2 separate regions of the Homo sapiens genome follow, and region 1 is linked to region 2. Evidence: chromatin loops called from intact Hi-C (ENCODE). Cell type or tissue: PC-9. All regions are shown on one strand. Each heading gives the region's core, and the rest is flanking DNA. Links, peaks and the distances in the headings are about the cores only. Region 1 overlaps CPSF6 (cleavage and polyadenylation specific factor 6). Region 2 overlaps MDM2 (MDM2 proto-oncogene).

Region 1 (10,084 bases), core at 1,244-9,243, 440 kb after region 2:
CTATCTGGTAGTAATCTGTAAGAGAAAAGAGCTTGCCTTTGACATGGTCCCCAGTTTTGTAATTATTACCTTTTTGACCCGGTGTAAGAATCTTTGTGTCTAAACAAATTTGTCATAGATATAGTTATCTTGTATCATCTTTTTAAGTTTTGAAGTCCAAAGTAATAATTTTTTAATCCCAACACTTTGGGAGACCAAGGCAGGAGGATCACGTGAGCCCCAGGAGTTTGAGACCAGCCTTGGCCACATAAGGAGTTTTTCTACAAAAAAATTTTAAAAATATCTGGGCCTGGTGGTGCATGCCTATAGTCCCAGCTACTTGGGAGGCTGTGGTGGGAGGGTTGCTTGAGCCTCAGAGGTCGAGGATGAAATGAACTGTGATCATGTCCCTGCACTCCAGCCTGGGTGACAGAGAGAGAGAGAGAGACCCTATCTTGAAAAAACAAAGTAATAACTTAGGCCTTGATCAAGGATTTTAGCACCTAATGTTTGCTAAGCTTAGCTGTCTGGTGCAGAAATACAAGACATAAATATTATTTCGTAGACAGTTATTATTTCCTTACTGTGAATTTAGCAGAATTTATAGAAGTCTTTTGGGTAGTAAGCTTTGGTTAAATTATTTGTTTTTAAAAAATCGCAGTTCATGAAACATTTCTACTTATTAAATACAATGTGAATACTATATCTATTCTTGCTACTGGTCATAATTGTTAGCCCTCTCCCATGCCTCTTCTCCTCCCCTGAATATAACATGCGTATTAGAAGGTTTCTTTGTGTTGGATGCTGCTCATGAACCATATGTTAAGAGGTTGTCATATTCATGTATTTAAGCCCCATTGTGTGTTGTGATTTCATGACTTTTATATCTAAAAAAACCATATTGTAGATGTTCTTTAGCTTGAAACACGAGTGCTTTGAAATTTTCCCTTTACCTTTCTATTTGTGCATTCAGTAAATACTACACATCTGTTTTAGGCTACTAGTTTAATAGATGATGTGATGCATTTCTGTGATGTGTCTGGTTGCTGATTTTTTTGTTAATGTTTTTAATAGTGAAATTTCTGGTTCATGCTTACCTGGTGAGTTGGTAAGTCGTTATTGGCAGCTCAGGATAGTAAGTTTAAACCAGATTTACAAAGAATTTTTGCTGCCTAAGTTTTTTTAGACATCAAAAAATTGAATATTTTTAGGCTATCTAATTATGGAGAGCATTAATCCAGTAATTTCTTTTAGAAGACGTGAACGATCAAGAGAGAGGGACCATAGTAGATCACGAGAAAAGAGTCGACGTCATAAATCCCGTAGTAGAGACCGTCATGACGATTATTACAGAGAGAGAAGCAGAGAACGAGAGAGGCACCGGGATCGTGACCGAGACCGTGACCGAGAGCGTGACCGAGAGCGCGAATATCGTCATCGTTAGAAGGTGGGTATTCCTTGTTCCCTGTTAAATGTGTGTGTATTCTTAACAGTAACTATAACTCCAAGGCTACTGTTTATACAGTATATACCTACATTTTAAATGGTCCAACTACTTGTGAATTTAATCTTCTGGAAACATCTGAAACAAATTATAGGTAAGTAATGACAGGTAAAAATTTTGACCCTTTATCTTATGAATATTTTATTGCTGAGTTATCACTTTCAGGTTTCAAATAGTTAATGGTCTTAACAAAGCAAGGAAATAATCAAGAGGACTCATTGTGTACTTCTAAAATCTAAAAATTGGGGTTCTTGTATCACATACATAGGTTGCATGCAATTTAAAATACAAAACACAGGGAGTTATTTCACATATATGTTATGTGTTTGGATTTTTAAAAATAAATGGAAAGTTACTATTTTTGAACTAGTTTTATTTGTCCCTAAAAATTTATGAGAAAATCTAACACAATAATAGTTTATAATACAGGAGGGTGTTTTCTCAACATTCAAAGAGAATTTTCCTTTAAAAAAAAAATTTTTTTTTTTAGAAGAGACACTATCCTGACATCTGCTTTTTGTTTTTAAAAGAAACAGTATCCTTTAATTTGCAAAGAAGATGTAAAAGTTAATCAATTAAAATGGGTTTAGGGTGCACTGATTTATATCTAAAAATTTTAAATTGTGTCAAGCCATATACCCAAGTTTAGAATACCTTGAAATAATTTTCTTTGATGTTTCATTCATAAATCATAATCATTGTCTTTTTTTCTGTATTTTAAAACTTTCTTGTGTACATTTTTCATGAAGTGGGAAGAGTTGTCTGTTTATGCTTCATTTTCACATGTAATTTTATTTTTTATATTTGTTAATAGCATTTATTCATGTGAAGAGCTGGGGGAGGGCACTATAAGGCTTATGCATGTGACACAAAGGTTATTCTGTAAATTAAAATATTTTTTCTTTATATGTTGGTTGGCATATTCAAATTAAATTAAGGCTAAACAAACCCCTCATAGGTAAATACTCTTTATGTGATTATTTTCAGTAATCATGGGAAACTTACTGAAAATTCAGTCATGGTAATTGTTAGTATTTAAATTGTTATGGGCAAAATTAAAGGTTTTATCAAGTGTATGTAATTCTGTGACAGAATACCAATTTCTTTAACCATAACAGATACGCAAATGAAGTCCTTAAATGCCTAGAAAATAAGCATGCTATTTTTATGGAACACAGATATAAGCTCCTACACTATTTACAATTTTAAGGGCTTTTTGAGTTAAAAGGCTGGTTTTGATACTTTGCATTTTGAATATGCAGATTGAATATCAAAACTTTAATTTGTAGTTTTCCATGTATTACAAAATTTAATATAAATCTCAAAACATTCTTTTAATATGAGGCAAAAAAACCTTTTACTTTTAAAACTAAGCTTATTGAAATTGATATTGTTTTTGAATGTAAAAATTGAATGTTGTATTATGTAAATCTAAACACTAAATTTTAAAGATGTAGCACTTTTTTCCCCTGAGTTAAATACATCTGATCCCATCTTAATGAAAAAATTCTCAATATCCATCAGTTGCTTAAACTGGATTGTGACTGGGTTATTAGTTGAAATGCTTACCTATGTCAGTCATTTCCATTATAGAAGGGTACAGGTTCTGTAAGTTACCTATTTTTTTGGACTTTATAAGTTATCAGCAAGCTTCTTGTTAGTAAAGGCATGATAATGAAACTTGAATTCATCTACAAAATTGGATGTGCCCATCAAGGGGCCTCTAAACCAATTTAAGCCCAAAGTTAACTAATTACAATTTCTACTGGTTTTAGTAAAACTAGCATAGTCAACCAAGTAAACAAAGTCCATTGTTAATCTTATTTGAGTTAGCTAACATTACATTCTAGTAATGGGTACACCTAAATATATCATGACTTGAGTTTCATTACATTCAGACATAAACTACAAATTCCTAATGTGCAAACTATTGTTGACATTTTTCTTAATCACTGATGTACCATACCAGAATTTCCATGTTTTGTTTGTACATTAATCAGAATTGAGTTGTAATACTGTATGTGCCTTCATCCAAGAAAAATTTTACATAAGCATTTCTAGTGCAAAAAATTCTGTTATCCTGGATTATTGTACGTTTGCTATATCAAACAGTATTGTGGATGTAGACTTGAATAAAGGGGTGGGGACTGGGATTAAATATATTCAAGTAAATCTTTAAAACAAAAGCTATCTGCAAATTTGATCACCATCATAATAAGGTCTGTTGACCTTTTTAGAAGTTTTAAAATATGAGTCCTTTTGAGCTTTCATGTAAATCTTAAATGGACCAAATGGACTGAGTGATTTGAAAGCTAAAGTGAATGTCACTAGTAAGGCTGTATACAAATAAAATACTAATGTAATCTATTAAAGTGATGATGAATGGCTAAAAGGGCAAGTTCTTAACTTTTTAACTGGAAACGTAATGATCTTGGCAAGCTGTTAATGTCTGTCCCATCTTAATTTTTTTTTGTGTTTGAACTGTTGGTAATGTTAATTGCATTCTCTCATTTTAAAATGTATTGGTTTTTCTAAAAGTATTCAATATCTAAGTTCAAATAGATAATATTTTAATGAGAAAATACCAATATTGTAAATTTCAGTATGTAAATACGTTGTGCTTCATATTCTGTAATTTCTACCTCTATTCTCAGACCACTCTGAGCAAAATAAAAGTAGTTCAGTGCTTTACGATTGTACATTTTTTACTGAAATAATTTTAGTTTCATAGTTGAGTTACTTAAAAGGTTACGTTCCTCTTGTCACTTCTTTGGAACATCCCTACTCAGCAAATTTGTGTTAACAATTCAGCTTTTCTTTGTTTACTGAAACCAAATTATGTTTTTTTAAAATACTCTTTATTCAGGCTTTTCCTCTCTCTATTTTATGAGGTTTTACAATTCTCAAATCATCCATGACAATTTTTAAGCATTGGGTATGGGGTCTGGATTAAATAACTTGCCTTTGCTATCTGATTACTTTTTTTTTTTTTTTTTTTTTGAGATGGAGTCTTGCTCTTGTTGCCCAGTCTAGAGTGCAGTGGCACAATCTCAGCTCACCACAACCTTCACCTCCTGGGTTCAAGCAATTCTCCTGCCTTAGCCTCCGGAGTAGCTAGGATTACAGGCATGTGGCACCACGCCCGGCTAATTTTGTAGTTTTAGTAGAGATGGGGTTTCTCCATGTTGGTCAGGCTGGTCTCAAACTCCCGACGTCAGGTGATCCACCCATCTCTGCCTCCCAAAGTGCTGGGATTGATTACAGGCGTGAGCCACCGCGCCCAGTCTAGTCTGATTACTTTTTTCCTACCTTAAATATCATGATCTTAGGATCTTAGATTTTGTTATTGCCCAAGATTTAGGATGCTTTGCATTGTGTATTCAGCTTATTAGCTTTGTGTTAATTTTGAAAAAAAAAAAAAAAGCCAAAAGAATAAAAAAAATTCTTACATGTTAAAGATGTTTCATTTTCTTCTTAGTGTTGCTTTGAGGCTTATGTGAAAATTAAATTCTCTTAATTACCTGGTGAATGATACTGGTTATAATAAGATTTTAAAATTGTTTCTGCAGCTCTTAGGTTATCTGAGGTCTGCGTTATAGCTCCCAGCCCTGTTTCCTTGTTTTCCCATGTATCCTAACTGCTCTGCTTCATCTGGATATGTATGCTAGCTTTCATTGCTTTAGCTCTGATTTTTCTTTGAGTATTCACAAAACCTGTCTCACTACACAGCTGACTTAATTGAAGTTACAAGAGGGAGTAGGAAGTGATCCCTTGAATGGATGTATAGTGTGTTTTGCTCACTGTGGTTTAAGAATATAGTTTTGTTTACAAATGATTAATGTTCCCTGTTGAAAAAAAATTCAATGCCAGTGTGAGTCATCTTGCTCTCTCACCGTCATCTCAGTGTTAAATTTACTACCATTGTTTTAGTTTGTAAAATAGATTGTTTTGAGTAAATTCTGTCTTGAATGAATATTTAGTTAACGTTGTTTAAAGAAACCTAATAACCAAAAAGGGGTAAGGGTGCCATTTATGCTATCCAAATTTTATGAATTTGTGGTAGCATGTTTTGACTCTCCATGAATTATAAATAACAGGTTATTTTGAGATGTTCATTTTGTAAATCTTTTGGGAACAAACCTCATTTTTCTTTGAATGTGATTAAGTTTATTTCTATTTTACTGGGTTGTAAGAGCAATTATGTATGTGTTTTATAGAGTAATAAAATGCTTTACTTAAAATGAGGTAAGTACTATGTACAGAGGTAGAAGAAAATATGAAATGTTTTGGTAGCAAGAACTTCTTGTAAATATCTACAATAACTAGAATTGTTTTTATGTAATATGTTCTAGTCAACACAAGAAGGAATTTTGATTTTAGAGTTAACTCATATGTAGATAATTATTTCTCTTGCCCACCTCATTTCCATTCCTCTTATTAAGGAGAAATTTTCAGATAGAGAAAAGTGAATTTTATTTCGTTGAGTTAGTAGTGCATCTCTAAAATTATGAGAATCCTTTTAATTCAGTATATTAATGTGAAAATCTATAAAAGTGCCCTGTCAAGTATTTATTTAAATCTTAAAAGATGAATTTACCATGAATTTAAAATACTAATTCTAACAAATGTGCATAGATAAATTTCTAACAGAAACAGTTATAATTTGAGTTGTTAATAATGGCTTGATATAGTATCTTAAAATACAAGTACTTCTCTGTGTGTTGAAATTTTACTTAGTGCTCACTTTAGTTTACAGACTTTATTAAAAAGGTGTAGATTCCATTTATCATCTTAGTTGTTTTAACATCTGTTTACATAGGCCTTTCTTTTATAATTAATAGCTAAAGCAAGTAATTGTGTGGCTTTGACATTACAGATTTTACCAAATGATACATTGAAAACATGGACGTTGAATGTATTTGTCACTTTTAAGCTTCTTTTTGATATCTTTGTTGATGTAGTTGCCTACTTAGACATTTGAGAGTATAATATGGAATTGGATTATTGGAAATGGGTTGTATTGCCTTCAAATTCACTTTCGTTTAAGACTGTAAAATTTGTATTTCCAAGTGCATAAAATGTAAAGTGTTTAGAAATAGAAATAAAAACTGCTAGACTATCCCCCATATTTTATGTCTGTATGGTGAAAATTAGATTTATTAATAGAAAAGATCTATCTATAAAGTATAATCAAACAAAAGAGTGCATTAGTCCTGGGAAAAGATGTGTGTTGCAATTTTACAAATGGGATTCTCTATATAAAAATAGTATAATTCTCCACTGGAGTGATAATGACACAAAGATGCAGTGTATGTGATATGTTTTATGGAAGAGTTGAATATTTTTGTTTTGCTATGACTTTAAATAGTTTTTCCCTCTTAATGACTTTTTATCCCTTCCAGCGCAACAGAAAATTTAGGGAGATAGCATTCTTTTGCAGTTAGATTTATTAATTTCCCAGTAATTATTATTTCAGGTTAGAACATATGCCTTGTCTCTCTCTAATACATAAACCTGTTTTTTAATAGTGTAGTGCAGATAATAAAAATAAAACATTTGAAAGCTGCCATTTTGTATTTTTTCCCCATTAAATAGTTTCACTAAATAGCTTCATCAACATAAGATGAAGATGCAATAAAAGATAACAATAGTAATGGCTGAAGTTATCTGAAAGATACAGGCATATAGAAACTATATATATAAAAGAGAAGTCTGGATTGTATTTTTTTTTCTTTTGCAGTTTTAAAATTTTAAGTTATTACTGCTAGGCAGTGTGAATGCATATATGTACTGATGCTCTTAAGATACAACCTAGGAAAGGACATAATAGAAAAATTTATAGCAGTGGCAGAAGTAACTCTTAATTGTAGAGCAAAAAGTATTTTTCAGTTATTTTTATTTCAAAATATCACTAAACTGTGCCCTATGAACATGTTCAAACTGAAAAAAAATTTTAAAAAACCTTCTGCCCTCTTGACTCTTAAATCACTTTATTATTGAAGTGGTTTCTTGTCATTTATACTTTCATTACCGACTGTTTCAGTGGTTACTTATATCCAAGTTAATTGAATGTTTCTTGTGAACCTCTACCTGAAGTTTGCATATATATGTATTCTTTAAATTTTAGTTTATCAACTTTATTCTATTTTTTTTCTTTTATGTGAGTTTTAAATGAACTTTATCATTGTAGATTCCCACTTAGCTTGTTTTGGTTAGTTTATAATACTACGTTAGGTATTTCTATATAGGTGGAATAGACTAAAAGTAAAGTAAATGTTTTAAATTTGTATTACGTCTAAAGATTTGTACGTGGATGTCATTAATTTAAATGTCCATACTCTATTTATAAATCTTACTTACAAATTTTGTAACATGGAACACCATTTGATTTATAATACTTGCAGAAGTTCCTGTATGCTGTTAAATAAATTAATTTGTAAAATAATTTTGCATTTTATATTTAGTTCAGCATTTAATTGTTAAATGAGTTTATAGACTTGATATGTGGGTGAATGAAAAATATTTACATAAAAATCATCCAAGCATTTTCCATTTATTTTTGTAGTATGCATATTTTAGAAAATGACTTATGAATGTTTCCATCATCACAGAAACAGTAGCTGCTATGTTTTCATTACTGCTTCAGTCATTAAATTTATAAGGCAATAATATTTAAGAAGAATGAAATCAGAATGTCTCAGTTTAATCATCAGGTAAATTGGAACATTTCACCACCACAAAGGCAGCTACTGTTTCAGTTAATTCTTATTTTGTGTTAGAATACATAACAGTGAAGTAGATGCACGACTTGTGTATGTATAGTTAAGCCAGCGTTTTTCTGTGTATTTTGGGGAATAGCAAAATCTACATCACAAATTTTGACACATTACAGCTGAAGGAAGAGGATCACCTTCCAAGACAAAACAGTCTTCATGGGGGAAAAATGACGCTTGTCCAGCAGTTTGCTTCTTGTGATTGAACTGAACCTGTAAGGATTCATGGATAAAATGAACAGGAATAGATCTGAATAAAGCAAATCTGCATAAATGGTAACCAGTAGCTCTACTTTTATTTTTTATGTTGCTTAACTGTTTTATTTGAAGGAAACCTGTGTGATTTAAAAAGTTATAGCTTTTGCAACTTTATTACTGGTTATATACATTTGGCCATTATGATGTGCAAGCAATTGGAAAAAAAGTCAAGTAAATGCTTGTTTTTGTAGTAGTTTGTTCTTGTTAAAAATGTTTATATGATAATGTCTGTAAACAGCATCACTTTGATTACAATAGATGTAGTGTTGTAATAAACTGTTTAATGGGGCTGATGTGTAAAGCTGTTCAAGTTATTTGATGTTTACACCTCAGGGAAAGTCTTGTGTTCAGCAATATCTAAAGATAATGTTACTATGACAACATTTTTACTGTCCTTTAAAGCATTGCAATAGCGTTTTTGGATATGCCTCAATCTAATCTTGCGTTCAGTGAATTAAACATAGTAATTAAGTGTCTTTTGCCCTTGATTTTGATATTAGAATAGGTGATTACATGGATATTTAATATTTCTATATTCTGCTTTTCTAGCTGTTTTTACCTAGTTAGCTTGTGACTTTGCTGAATGGTATGTAAACTTGTAAAAATAGAGATTTGACAGACATAGCAATCTAGTCAATGTGTAAGGGGTCAAAAAAACAGAGGTTTTAACACATAAGTAAAAACCCGTACATATTTGATGTGTAATGCAGGTTAATTACAACACAGATGTACCGAAACACTTAATTGTGAACCGCTAACATTGAAGAAATTTTGACAATTCCGATTTGATGCTGCAATTACTTGCTGTTTTTATTGATCTTATGGTTTATTTCTTAAGCCATAGTCAGTGTAAATACAGCCCTGCAGCAGGTAAATGTGAGTAAAGAGAGCCTTATATTTTCCAATTGGTATAAATTTTTGAAGGATGTGATGTTCATTAACATTCGGTTGTATTCCCCAGTATTTGTAATGGGAAATTACAGATAAACCGTGTCTGCACAGTTTAAGGAATACTATGTATATTCATGCACCGTATTGATTCATGCTATAGTTACTTAATCAAAGATTTTTTTCAAACCTGCCTTACATATAGGCCCACTTTAAAAGCACCTGACTAGCATGTGTTCTTGATTGCAAAATTGGCAGAGGCAGGGTGTCAACTTGATTAGGTGTTTTTATGGGAATGTAATTTGAAATCACTACTTCAGAAATTTGACTTAAAATTCTTGAGCACGTTAATATGTTTTTAAGATCTGATTATCTTTGAGAGATCTTCTGTTAATACACATTGGTTGTTAAAGAGTACCCAAATTCTAGGACAATGCTTAAAGTGTTAAAATACCCTAGATACTGTGTTATGTGCAACTGTAGAAACCCTCCAGAAATTTCCACTGCTGTTCTTCACTTTCATCTTGTCTGCTATCAAACCACTTCTGACAAAATTAGCTGTTTTGAATTACCCATATCACTGCCAGTTTTATTTTAAAATATTTTGTGTTTGAAGTATCTGTGCATGGGATCGTTGATGTTTATCAGAACTGTTCACTTTCAGAAATGATTTTTTAAAGCA
Region 2 (8,000 bases), core at 1-8,000:
GTGCGGTGGCTCACACCTGTAATCCCAGCACTTTGGAAGGCCGAAGCGGGTGGATCTCTTGAGGTTAAGAGTTCGAGACCAACCTGGCCAACATGGTGAAACCCCATCTCTATTAAAAATACAAAAATTAGCCAGGTGTGGTGGCAGGCGCCTGTAATCCCAGCTACTTGGGAGGCTGAGGCAGGAGAATCGCTTGAACCTGGGATGTGGAGGTTGCAGTGAACCAAGGTCGCACCACTGCACTCCAGCCTGGGGTACAGAGTGAGACTCCCTCTTAAAAAAAAAAAAAAAAGAAAAGAAAAAAAAGTCTTAGAGTTCTTAACATTATCCTAGTAACTCCATTTCTAGTAATCTATCCTAAGGATGTAATAAAAAATTCAAAGATTTATATGTAGAGATACTAATTACAGCATTATTTATAATTGCAGCCCGGCCAAGATCACCTTTTTAAAAATAGGGAACACAAACATGATTAAGAACTCACGTGCAGAACTTGTGATCTCGATAAAACGTAAAAATCCCGGCCAGGTCCAGTGGCTCACGCCTGTAATCCCAGCACCTTGGGAGGCCGAGGAGGGAGGATCACGAGGTCAGGAGATTGAGACCATCCTGGCTAACACGGTGAAACCCCGTCTCTACTAAAAATACAAAAAAAATTAGCCGGGCACAGTGGTGGGCACCTGTAGTCCCAGCTATTCAGGAGGCTGAGGCAGGAGAATTGCTTGAACCCAGGAGGTGGAGGTTGCAGTGTGCCGAGATTGTGCCATTATACTCCAGCCTGGGGGACAAGAGTGAGACTTTGTCTCAAGAAAATGATAAAAAAAGTCCTTTCAGAAATCTGTGATACTATCTCATTTTAATTTTTGTCATTCTCATGGGTGAAAAATGATATCATTTCACTTTGCATTTCTTTGATCCCTAGGAGGTAAGAGTTTTTTTTTCTATTACTCAAGTACATGACTCAAGATTTTTCATATGTTTATTAGTCATTTGTATTTCTTCTGTGACTTGCTTTTTCCTGTTTCCTTAAAAGAAAATACAGTCTATCTTGATTTGGTAGGACTTTGTATAATATGTATACTATGGGTAATTTTTACTATATATGTTGCAGATATTATCTTCGAATTTGACCTTTGCCTTTTAACTTTTGTTTGGTATTTTATTTTGTCATGTAAACCTTGACATGGTCTAATCTTGATAGTCTTTTTATTGAGGACTTTGCAGTATTATGAAATACTTCTCCACCCCAGCATTATAAGAATATTTTGTTATAGGTACTTGAATGGTTTTGTTCTTTATATTTAGATCTTTAATCCACCTGGAATTCATTTTTATGTCTAGTATAAGGTAGTATTCTCATTTATGTCTAACGGATTTGTCTAACATTCTGACCCATTCAGAGATAATTTATTATTTAAAATGAAATGGAAACTTTTTACTGGTTTTGATTTCTGTTTAAAATATAGGGTACTGAAGAGCCGGGCTTAGTGGCTTAGGCCTGTAATCCCAGCACTTTGGGAGGCTGAGGCAGGAGGATCACTTAAGGCCAGGAGTTTGAGACCAGTGTGGCCAACATGGTGAAACCCTGTCTCTACCAAAAATACAAAAATTATCCAGGCATGGTGGTGTGCACCTTTAATCCCAGCTACTTGGAAGCTGAAGTCACAAGAATCACTTGAACCTGGGAGGCAGAGGTTGCAATGAGCTGAGAATGTACCACTGCACTCCAGCCTGGGTGGTCGAGTGTGACTCTGTCTCAAAAGAAAAAGTGTAGGGTACTGAAGAAATTGAAACATTAAGAATACCATATGAGTAAATTAAACACTTTGGCTCTTTTCGGAAAAAAACAGATGAGCTCTTATATTTTAAAGTTTGGTTTTGACAGAAAAAAATTCCTAGATTTTTTGGTTAATAAAAACTTTATTAGATAGATTAAATTGTGATGTATGGAGATAAAGTTCTGAAAGAAGAATAGAAAGCTTTTTAAAAATAGTATTCTCAGCCTAGGCAACATGGTGAAACCCTGTCTATGCAAAAAATACAAAATGGTGCATTCCTATGGTACCGTTCCTATGGTACCAGCTACTCGGGAGGCTGAGGTTGAGGTGGGAGGATCACTTGAGCCCATGAGGCAGAGGTTGCAGTGAGCCGAGATTGTGCCTCTGTACTCCAGCCTGGGTGACAGAGCAAGACCCTTTCTCAGACAATAAATAAATAAACAAATAAATAAATACACACAGATAGTGTTCTGCTGTAACAGTTGGACAGATTCAATAAAACAGTGTTAACTTTTGAACTAATTTTATTGAAACTAAGTTTCTGTACAAATAGGTACTCAAAACAGCTCAATTTTCTAAATCACAGTACAGCAATTTATTTTTTTTCCTTACATATCCAGAAGAAAATTCAGATGAATTATCTGGTGAACGACAAAGAAAACGCCACAAATCTGATAGTATTTCCCTTTCCTTTGATGAAAGCCTGGCTCTGTGTGTAATAAGGGAGATATGTTGTGAAAGAAGCAGTAGCAGTGAATCTACAGGGACGCCATCGAATCCGGTAATGTTCTCATTTTAAGTAAGGCAAGACTCTTACTGTTCAAAGTCTAGTCCTGGCAGTCCTAATAAGGATACGGATAGAATGTACATGTGTCTTACGAGATTGATAGAAAACACAGTGCTAAATTTTACTTTAAAATAAAACTACTATATTGATCTCCACCTTCAACCCAAGGTATTGTGAGAAATGTGGAAAATAGTGGAGTAACACCGGTATTGGTAAAATTAGTAGTAGTATTAGTAATTATCAATGTCACTGTATGTATTAGAGAATATTTGTGGACCACTGCACCAATAGTACAGTCAAATAAATTGGAGTATAGAGTTGTTTGAGAATTTGAGAGTTACACTTTTTAAAAAAGGAACAAAACCAAAAATTTGGTTCAGTTAAATATTTTAGCATTTTAAGGCAAATTTGACTATTTAGAGTAAAAATATATTTTATTACAGCCATCAGCAAAAAAGTCAGCATAGTCTGAACTTAACATTTGCCAAATAGGTCTAGACATCAGGTAAGTTCTATTTACTTATGCTGTAAAATACAGGTTTATACTGGGCTGGGTGCGGTGGCTCATGCCTGTAATCAGTACTTTCGGAGGCTGAGGCGGGTGGATCACCTGAGGTCAGGAGTTCAAGACCAGCATGGCCAACAAGATGAAACCATGTCTTTACTGAAAATACAAAAATTAGCCAGGCGTGGTGGCGCATGCTTGCAGTCCCAGCTACTTGGGGGCCTGAGGCAGGAGAATCGCTCGAACCCAGGAGTTGGAGGTTGCAGTGAGCTGAGATTGTGCCACTGCACTCTAGCCTGGGTGACAGAGCGAGACTCCATCTCAAAAAAAAAAAAAAAAAATGCAGGTTTATTATTGCATGGATGACGGGAGAGTATCAGTACTTTCTCATTACTAATACAGACTTCCAAAATATTAGTGAGCAGCATTTCTTAAGAGATGTCACTGAAAGAAGTTTGGTAAAAAATTTTTTTGTTAACAAGAATGCTTGACAAATGGAATATTTTGTTTTGTATGTCTTTAATCAAGCTTGTCCAACCCATGGCCTGTGGGCCATATGCCAGGATGGCTTTGAATGTGGCCCAACACAAATTCATAAACTTTCTTAAAATATTATGATTTTTTTTTTTACAATTTTTTTTCTGCTCATCAGCTATTGTTAGTGTATTTTATGTGTGGCCCAAGACAATTCTTCCAATGTCGCCCACGGAAACCAAAGGATTGGATACATTTTTTGGTAATATGGCAGTGTCTCATGGCCATTATTCTGGGTATTAGTAATCATTGTATAGTACTCTAGAAGATGTAGGAAGTGGAACCAATTGTGATAGTAATCCTAGTCTTTTACCTATTCTTGTTACTTCCTGTATTATCTTTTTTTCTCTTCCAAAGCAGTGATTGTATGAACGCATACCTGCCCTCTAGAGTTACTGTACCTAACGGAGCTGTTACTTATGTAGACCGCTAGATGGCATGATGAGCTCCTGCTCAGTCTGAGAGCAGGTTCTTCATTTGTAGATATTTAAGTTTATACCAAATTCCATACAGTTGAGATGGCACTGCAGATACAGTGGTAGTCAAGGTAGATATGGTTCTTGCCTTCATTGGGAGATAGATCATTAATGACAAAAATGAAAACATTTAATAAATCCAGTGGAAAAAATAGGCTCTTGAGCGGAAATATATGTGATAAAATTGAATCCAATTAAAACTTGATGAGTATCCAACCTACAAGTTTGGTTAAAAAGAGAATTATTATACCCTATTTATTTATTTATTGAGATTGAGTCTCTCTGTCTCCCAGGCTGGAGTGCAGTGGTGCAATCTTGGCTCACTGCAACCTCCACCTCCCCGGTTCAGGCGATTCTCATGTCTCAGCCTCCTGAGTAGCTGGGATTACAGGCTCCCATCACCACACCTGGCTAATTTTTGTATTTTTAGTAGAGATGGGGTTTCACTATGTTGGCCAGGCTGGTCTTGAGCTCCTGACCTCAAGTGATCTGCCTGCCTTGGCCTCCCAAAGTGTTGGGATTACAGATGTGAGCCACCTGCCCGGACCCCTATTTAATGTATAGTTTTTGTTAAAGTTATATCAGAATTCTAGCTGAATGATATTTAGAGTCCTTGTTCCTGCTTTGTACCTGGGACACTGCCTTGTTACTGATATGGCTTTGAGGAGTAGAGGAACACCAGGTTTTTTGTTTTGAGTTGAATTAGATAAAACGACACGGACACACGTGGAGTGGTTTTAAGGAGCAGAGCGTTTAATAGGCAAGAAGGGAGAAGGCAGAAGGAAGAAGCTCCCCCTTACACAGACAGAGGGAGGGGGGCTCTAAAGCTGAAAGAGGAGACCTTACATTCTGACAATACTAGCCAGTTTTATGTGACGGCTGGAGGGGGTGGTGTCTTATTTGCATAGGGCTCAGAGGATTGGTTTGACCAGGCATGTCATTTAGCCCTCAAGAAAACTGGCCCTCCCACCCCAGTCCTTTAATACACAAATGCAGGATGCCATGACATTTTACACACGGGGTTATGTGGGGGCGGCCATGCTGTTAGGTACCTGATGGAGCAAGGGCAAGAGGACAACGGTGGGAATCGCCATGTTGGGTGGACCCTCTTGCATTTGCATCTTAAAGGTTGCCAGCCTTTAAGAGCCAGGGCTTTTATGCTAGACAAGAAATTTTTCTGGAGCTACGAAAAACCTTCCAAGGACCACTTTTCCTCTCCATTTGCCTAAAATAATTTCTTAATAACTCGTGTGGAGTAGAGGGGTATTTCTTTTTTTCTTTTTGTTAGTCCTGTCCTGCATTCTCTTAAAAAATCCTATCTATAAAAAATCTCAGCCGGGCGTGGTGGCTCATGCCTGTAATCCCAGCACTTTGGAAGGCCCAGGCGGGCGGATCACCTGAGGTCAGGAGTTCAGGACCAGCCTCGCCAACATGTTGTGAAAACCCATCTCTACTAAAAATACCAAAAATTAGCTGGGCATAGTGGCGGGCACCTGTAATCTAGCTACTCAGGAGGCTGAGACAGGAGAATCGCTTGAACCCGGGAGGCGGAGGTTGCAGTGAGCTGAGATCACGCCATTGCACTGCAGCCTGGGCAACGAGAACGAAATTCCATCTCAAACAACAACAACAAAATCTCGTTTTTCAGGTTAAGTCCCTAGTTGTGAAAGCTTTTGGTAGGGCCAGTTTTTTTTTCTTCTTCGTTTTAATTTCCCTCATTTGAGAATGTTGTAGTCATCATTGGGTGTCATCATTCACCAGTTTGTGAAGGGAGTTAAAGGAAAGTGCATTCCTCTCCCATCTTTTCTTTCTTTGGGGTTTAATAAATTGTGGGAAACTAAGACTGTGTTCTAGACTGTACACCATGCAGTTTATATTATGATCTTCTGTCATCTTTGCAGCCTCAGATTCCATTTTTAGCTAAGACTGGGGTTTTAAATAACTTGTTTAAGGTTCCTACAACTAATTGTCACAATTGGAATTCAAACAATTCTAGGTATTTTTGACTACAAAGATCTAAGATCTTTGCAGAGCAAGCCTATCTGATGCTTAAAAAAATATATATTTTTTAAATTTTTGAGACAGTCTCTCACTCCGTTGCCCAGGCGGGAGTGCAGCGCATGATCATGGCTTACTGCAACCTCAACCTCCTGGGTTCAAGCAATCCTTCCTCCTCAGCCTTGAGAGTTAGCTGGGACTACAGGTGTGCACCACCACACCTGGCTAATTTTTTTTACTTTTTTTTTTTCAGAGATGAGATCTTGGCCTGTTGCCCAGGCTGGTCTCAAACCGCTGGGCTTATGTGATTCTCCTGCTTTGGCTCCCAGAGTATTGGGATTACAGGCATGAGCCACCACCTCCAGCCTGATGCTTTTTAAATATATAGTATTTAGGTCTGGTGCAGTGGCTCATGCTTGTAATCCCAGCACTTTGGGAGGCTGAGGCGGGCGGATCACAAGGTCAGGAGATCGAGACCATCCTGGCTAACACGGCGAAACCCCGTCTCTACTAAAAATACAAAAAATTAGCCGGGCGTGGTGGCGGGCACCTATAGTCCCAGCCACTGGGGAGGCTGAGGCAGGAGAATGGCGTGAACCCAGGAGGTGGAGCTTGCAGTGAGCCGAGATGGTGCCACTGCACTCCAGCCTGGGTGACAGAGCGAGACTCTGTCTCCAAAAAAAAAAAAAAAAAAAAAAAATATATATATATATATATTTATATTTAAATAATGTATAAATATATAATATATAATTATAAATCTATTATATATTAATGTATATTATATATTACATTGTTATATATATTTATATAATTATATATTTATATAAATATAAATATATATATTTATATAAATATAAAAATATAATTATATAAATATAAAAATATATATTTATGTAAATATAAATGGGCAGGCACCTGTATATATTATATATATTACTATTTATATAAATATAAATATATATTTTAAATATTTATTTTATATATTTTAAAAATATATATAGAGAGAGATAATTTAATAGTTTCTGGGGCATTCTTTTGCGAACATTAGCCAAAACTTTAAAAACCACTCCCAATATTGCATTTTTTCATGGTATTTTTTATAGTATTTTTATAGTATCCTAGGACAGGAGTTGGCAAACTTTCTGTAAAGAGCCACATAGTTAATTATTTGGGCTCTGCCGGGCCATGGTTTCTGTCACAGCTACTCAGCCCCGCTCTTGTAATGCAGGAGCAACTGTAGACAACAAGTCAACAAATAGGCATGGCTGTGTTCAATAAAACTTTATTTATAAAAGTCGATGGGTGATGGGCCACAGTTTGCAGACCCCTACCGTAGAGTATGTTTTCTGAGATTTAATGTTTCTTGTGATTTACCCCCTTATTCTAAAATTAGTGCACTAAAGACTTTAGTTAGTTGAAGTATTTGGTTTGTTGGGTTACTTTGTTAGTGTTAATTGTATCCTAACTTGACTTGTGATTCTAATCTGATTGGTAGTAGAGCCCTTGTTAGGAATTTGAGCTGCAACTTGATGAATGTTGCTTTTACTCTCCTTCCTAACATTACTCTAAAAAAGTCTTTTGATGTCAGAGGCTGTAAAATAATATACTTTGTTTCTGTTTTTAAAACTGATACAGATATGGAAATCATTTAATCTAAGCTCCTTTTCTAGATGAAGTAGCTACAGCCTTTAGAAGTTAAATGATATGGGCTGGGCGAGGTGGCTCACAGGTGTAATCCCAGCATTTTGGGAGGCCGAGGTGGCGGATCACTAGAGGTCAGGATTTCGAGACCAGCCCAGCCAACATGACGAAACCCCGTCTCCACTAAAAACATAAAAATTAGCCGGGTGTGGTAGTGGACACCTGTAATCTCAGCTACTTGGGAGGCTGAGGCAGGAGAATAGCTTGAACCCCGGAGG

The links. A loop is a pair of places that touch in the nucleus more often than their neighbours do. Peaks named below come from ENCODE experiments on the same cell type or tissue, not always from the same donor. Only the 100,000 strongest peaks of a DNase experiment are listed, where the experiment ranks them.
Region 1: it touches region 2 in a loop (4-fold over the local background); 10 of 110 quality-filtered maps call a loop at or near these places.

What each region holds. Positions count from the first base shown.
Region 1 is chr12:69,261,137-69,271,220 of GRCh38, forward strand. CPSF6 (cleavage and polyadenylation specific factor 6) reads left to right here. Exons shown (of 10, transcript NM_007007.3): 9 at 1,237-1,426; 10 at 8,376-10,084. The coding sequence ends at 1,423. Among named protein-coding and RNA genes, the nearest start is that of MIR1279, 7.0 kb to the right of the region's middle. In PC-9, for the core only: no CTCF peak of the experiment used is centred there; a DNase peak (open chromatin) is centred at 5,295; H3K27ac peaks cover 1,807 bases.
Region 2 is chr12:68,826,373-68,834,372 of GRCh38, forward strand. It overlaps MDM2 (MDM2 proto-oncogene), which reads left to right. Exons shown (of 11, transcript NM_002392.6): 8 at 2,399-2,559. Among named protein-coding and RNA genes, the nearest start is that of MDM2, 22 kb to the left of the region's middle. RefSeq lists enhancers at 3,788-3,967, 4,871-5,544 and a silencer at 4,963-5,204. In PC-9, for the core only: CTCF peaks have their summits at 4,039 (motif pointing right) and 4,238; DNase peaks (open chromatin) are centred at 949 and 4,049; H3K27ac peaks cover 1,392 bases.